Regions from separate parts of the Homo sapiens genome. Here region 1 is linked to region 2. Evidence: chromatin loops called from intact Hi-C (ENCODE). Cell type or tissue: heart left ventricle. All regions are shown on one strand. Each heading gives the region's core, and the rest is flanking DNA. Links, peaks and the distances in the headings are about the cores only. Region 1 has its middle 57 kb from the start of CCN6. Region 2 overlaps FYN (FYN proto-oncogene, Src family tyrosine kinase).

What was found. A loop is a pair of places that touch in the nucleus more often than their neighbours do. Peaks named below come from ENCODE experiments on the same cell type or tissue, not always from the same donor. Only the 100,000 strongest peaks of a DNase experiment are listed, where the experiment ranks them.
Region 1: a loop joins it to region 2, with 9 times the contacts of the local background. A loop is called at or near these places in 103 of 110 quality-filtered maps.

The regions. Positions count from the first base shown.
Region 1 is chr6:111,995,863-111,998,670 of GRCh38, forward strand. No RefSeq gene overlaps it. Among named protein-coding and RNA genes, the nearest start is that of CCN6, 57 kb to the right of the region's middle. In heart left ventricle, for the core only: a CTCF peak has its summit at 1,459; a DNase peak (open chromatin) is centred at 1,419; H3K4me3 peaks cover 656 bases; H3K27ac peaks cover 857 bases.
Region 2 is chr6:111,708,878-111,711,685 of GRCh38, forward strand. The region is part of intron 5 of FYN (FYN proto-oncogene, Src family tyrosine kinase); the gene reads right to left. Among named protein-coding and RNA genes, the nearest start is that of TRAF3IP2, 100 kb to the left of the region's middle. RefSeq lists an enhancer at 1,353-1,482. In heart left ventricle, for the core only: a CTCF peak has its summit at 1,178 (motif pointing right); a DNase peak (open chromatin) is centred at 1,254; H3K27ac peaks cover 853 bases.

The DNA of each region.
Region 1 (2,808 bases), core at 131-2,630, 290 kb after region 2:
AAAGTTAGGCCAGGCACGGTGGTGGGTGCCTGTAATCCCAGCTACTTGGGAGGCTGAGGTTGTACCTCCCAGGTTGAATCTGGGAGGCAAAGTTTGCACCTGGGAGGCAAAGGTTGCAGTGAGCTGAGATCGCACCACTGCCCTCCACCCTGGGCAAGAGAGAGAGACTCCTTCTAAATAAATAAATAAATAAATATGTACAGTCAGATTCCTTCCCTCTAAACTACACCTATGCCATGTCCCTCCTGCTATAACACTGTTAGAGGTTCCTTTCCTCTCATCCTACTCAGTGACAGCACCTCCGCCTGGGACCCAAGTGTAGGCTGCCTCTCGTAATAAGTTCTCGGCTGCTTTCATGTAATAAGCCTCCTCACAGAAGCCACGGTCGTGGCTGCATCCTGGCCCCTGCTAGGCTGTTGCAGCCTCTGCTCTCTTCCCATGTCGGGGGTTGTCAAAGCCACACTCTTTACCAATAAACCTTTTTTAGTTGACACCAGTGCTCTGGACCCTATCTTTTGGGAATTTTTCTAAGCCTTGCCGTCAGTGCCACAATCTTAATGTTGAATGAGACACTGCTTTGCACCGGTGTCTGCGTGTATGATGTCACTGCATCACCACTGCAATTCTACTTTGGGTCTAGAGTCAAGGGCAGAAGTGGAAATGCAGCAAACAATAAATACTTCGTGACTTGCCTCAAAATGATAATACCGCCGACTTTTATTTCAGCTCTGGCTTCCAGCTCGCCTTTGGGATTGGTCTGTGCTGAAAGCAATTTCCAAAGTTAGGACCAAAGAAGGAGCAGATGAATATAATTAGGAGAGGAAGAATAGGAGTCAGCCAAGCAGAGATCTGGTTCATTAATAATGGCCTTCGATTAGAATACTGCTTTTTGGGTGGCGTCTTTAGGATTCTCAGCATCAAGAGAGGCTGTAATTGCTTACAATGTTATCGGCCCTGTTGTCTTGTCATTTTATTTCTTAGCTGTTTTATATTCTGGGCGTAGAACCAGCTGGGAAGGATACAAGCCCAGTGGTGTCAGTGATAGCGGCTAACTGCAGGTATGGTCCATATTTAAGCCTGGGCTTTTATTCAAGTCCTTCATATTGTACACTCCTCAAACTGCTTAATGGAAGTGGGGGAAGAAGTGATATGGTTGGGGGGTCAGACAGGGAGGGGAAGGGAAGTGTTGAAACGTCATAAATTATGCAGTACTTAAAAAAATTCAAATTAATTTGAAGCACCTTTAATTATCTGCTTTATCCTCGTTTTATACTTTTGTCTGTGAAATAAAAAGCAACGTCCTCGCAGGCCGATGCGCTGTACCTGAACCGGGTGTGGCCAAACTGATCTTCCTGCCACCAAAGCCTGCAGGCTGTTCCCACTGCAGTGAAGACGTGCGGCGGTGAGCCTGCCTCTCCTGCCTGCGTTGGGAGGTGAGGTTCGGATGTGATCAACAGCGACCTCTAGCGTGAGCCTGAGACTTTGCATTTGGTTAAGCGTACAGAAGGAAAATAGCAGACATGGGAATTCTGATCAAATTTCCAACGAACAAAGGCGAGGTAACAAAAAACATTTCTCATTGTTTCCCCTGGTAGAGAAGCCCAGGACTGACAGCTGAGGATTTCACTTCATTGGTACCACTTACTCCCATCAGTGCTGGAGATGCTATTCCAAACATTGCCTTATTTCTTTTCCCTCAAACGGATCATTGGGATTGGTTTTAAAAAGCCCTTTCACTTGCCTTTAGGATTTCAACCAGAGAGTTCCCATAGGAAAGCATCAACTCTTTTACTGCAGGGTGTGTGTGTGTGTGTGTGTGTGTGGTTGAAATAGCGGACAGGAGAGTAGGAGAGAAGAGCAATGTCTCCGGGCGCTGTGAGGAGGTCAGGGGTTCCCGCTCACCCTTCTTCACTGACAGCCGCTCCCTAGAGGTGGCCAGCTCTCCATTTCTACCTGAGGCTGTCGACTATTGAAGATTTCCTTCCCCTGACCTTGGTGCGTTCACAGAGCAGCAATCAGCTCCAGGGGGTTCTTGCCCTCGCCCCTGCTTTCTGCTTCCGTCTTCTGCCCCTCCCACTCTTCTGAAGCCAGGTTCTGAGTCTCCAGGGTGATGTGCAGGCCAAGTGTGTGCACAGGCTGATGGCGCTCATTCCCAGCGAAGAATGGGGCCAGAGGATGACTTCCAAACTCTGTCAGGAGCCAGGAGCAGATTCTTTAGAGAAAGGCTAACATCGCAGTTCATGGCCCATGACTTTGCTGTTGGGGATGGGAATTTGTGGGATGTGTTTTGCAAGGGGTTTGGGGGGTTAGGGAATGAGGGAATATATTTTCCTGTAACTTCAACCAATTGAAGGCAGATAGATTTGCAGTACATATTTGCTGTAATAACTGGGTTTGGCCTGCCGTTGCCTTTTAACCAAGCTTCAACATAGAAATGCTCCATGTTTTGCTGTTGTGTTTTAAGCTATGAGCACATAATGGTGCTTGGGGCTTTCTCAATTTCACCTGTGCTTCCTCCTCCCAGTAGTATTAGATCAAGGACCCAAGCATTTGCTTAAAGGGCCTTAACTCTCAGGGCCTAATCCACGTGCCCTATCAATACACAAACTTACAGAGACATTTTCAGAGTTATGAAAATGTACACATCAGAAGCAAGAAGTATATTACATGTGAATACCCTTTATACAATTTCTATTAGACTTGTCCTAGTTTCTTTTAGCAACAACCATTGTCCCCACAAAGATTCTCTTCTTGACCAAACTAGCAGACTCCCCTGAGCCCTCTTCTCTACTGGGGCTCGACCTTGAT
Region 2 (2,808 bases), core at 33-2,532:
CTCTCATCTTAAAGCCAGTGAGTACATTAAGCAGTTCAAATTCATCTGCTTAGATTCAAACAGGGCTACCTGTGATGAAGAGCAGGAATGGAGTGTGTACCTCTTCCCATTAACATCGGGGAGGCCATGGATGTGGCGCTGCGGCTCTGACATCCACTGAGTATCTGCAGAACCTTCCACCAGCCTGCAGTCAACGACATGATTGCCCTCAAGCAAATCAGACCTCCCAGCAAATCTGATCTCCTGGGGCTCAGGACCTTCTTTTCCTCCTTTTTTGGTCCTTGGAGGCAGCAAGCAAAACTTCAGGCATTTTAAAAAAAAATCGTTCTTTTGGCTGAGTTCTGTGTCAAAGCTTTCAGCCAGGGGAAAAAAAAAATGTGTTAGCTTCTGGCCATGGTAAAGATGCTCCCCAGACAGATTTAATCAGGTAGAGAATAATCAGCCTCCACATTAAACTCAAGCATTACTCCAGAGGCCGCTCTCTAAAGCTGGACTCTCTGAGCAAGGTGAGCAGTGAGCAACGCCTCCAGATAGGATTTAATAGAGCAACAGAACAAAGGTGACCAGCCAGCATGTGCTGGGGGTGCTGCTGTGGGAAAATGTTTGGTGGCATAAGTAACAGAATAGCCCACAAAAAAAACCAAGGTGCCAGCAAAGGTTTTTAAAACCTTATGCTTTAATTTAGTTTCCTAATCTCTCCTTTTTACCCTATTACAAATCCAGCAAAAGTACAGTACTCATATTCAGAAAGTTCTTTATTCATAAAATTTAGTTCATGTCTAGATTTATTCATAATCTTAAATTTAGTTCATGTCTAGATCTTTGTTAGGAAATATTTATACATACTGAAGAATATAGGTACAGTATATATGAACCCCGTGAACCCACTGCCCAACTTAAGAGCTAGATCGTTACCAACTGGGTGGGATCTGCACTGTGCTGCTCCCCTATTGTAAGCACCCCTCTCTTTGAGGTTCAAATCATGACATTAAAAATGTTAACAGTTTGTACTGGTCTCATTTCTATGCCTTCCAAAAGGAATACATACAGTTGTAAGGATATCATCTAAGAACATATGTGGAAGTTTATTTTTTTCTTTAAACACTGTATGTGTTTAAGGAAAATGGCTTTGGAGACATAATCTTCACTTTAATATAGTGACAAGGTTTACTGCTCTGAAGTTCCACTAGATGGAGACATTTCATCATTAAAAATAACAATACCCAGCTCCTCCCCCTCCACCCTCTCCCGCCCAGCCTGGGAAATGCTCCAAAATGGCGAGGAAAAAATTAAGTGCTTGTAGCAGAGGCTTATTGTTTTTTAATGCAAGATAACCTTCATCAAGTTAGTTCTAATTGAATTAAATTAAGAAAAAAATGGCTAGCATCAATTTTAGGGTATCTGAGACTGTCAATAGGGGCGGGAAGCCAATACATTTTGCTGCAGGTTGGGACAAGCCCAGCCTTATTCAGGTGATCTGGCATTAATGAAGTCATTTCCAATTCAAATCTAGCATTAACTATCTCATTTTGGTCTAGGTACCTAAATAGTGTAGCACAGATCAGAATGCAATTATCAGCTCATTCTGAAGTCATGAATCAGGAATTCATGATTTTCTCACTTGACCCTATTAATCTCACAAGGGTTTTCAGCTACTCATGAGAAAGATAAAATCCTTGATTTCTCTTTTTCTAGGCTTTCTAGGGTCATCTTCTTCATCAAAGGAGACATAAAGTGACAAAGATTCAATGTTTATTATGTAGTAAACCTCACATGTTGAGCCTAGAGAGGCTGGTACAGACTCAAAATATTCATTGAGAGCCGTTGAGCGAGTGAATTAAGTCATCTTTTTGATACACTAGAAGCACCAATTCACCTATAAATAGATATACTCTATATTCATGTTGATTTAGGAAAATAGGATCTCTACTATGTTATCTTTTATTTCTTGAGTTACTGTGGGTAATTAGCATTGTTAAAGCTGTATTTCTTTAAACGGTTCTTATAGTTCAGATTTTTCAGTTTGCACTTGGTGAGATATTCTTTGTTATCTTGCTCTAATTCAAATATATGATTTAAAGCCTGGCGCTGGTTTAGAATGGCTTTTAAGGTTTTATAACAGCTGTCTCTGTTCCTCTGATTTAAAGACTTGCTAAAAGATTCTGTGCCCCCACCACACCCCACACCAAGAAAAGTGTCTACCCCCAAACCCCAAAGTTGCTCGTAGGCTTGTGGGCCCCGGAGCTGGGAGCCCTAGAGCCTTGGAGCCAGGGAGTAGTTATTTGCCAACAGAAGTCAGCCTTGATCTGCTCAGTAGTGTAGCATTTTATGTCGGTAACAATTTTATCAAATGCTTGGGTGGGGCTCTAAACCAGGATTTCTTTTTATCACAATAGGAAAAAAAAAACAACAAACCTACCCTCAGCTGTGACCAATACTCCACTCTGTGTAAAACATGTATTACATTTTAAAGAGTCACTGTTCGTAGATGGTAAACGACTAGTCTTGAAATGTGAAAACAAGGAATAAAATGGATGAACTTAAATACTTTGCAAAAGGGGTTCAAATTTAATAATGTCCTAATACATGACACTGAGCACTTACAACGGGTCAATGAAGCACCTTTGCCCCTTGCTGGGTAGCAGGAACACCGCCTCTGGGTACATACATACATGCACATCCCACGGTGTATGTTGTACTTTAACAAAGCCAGCCCTGTGGCCTCCAGCGCCACCAGGGCTCCACCAGGGAAGGGAGTGGGAGGACACACACTAGGAGGTGTGGCAGCTGCCCTGGCAGAACAGAGCC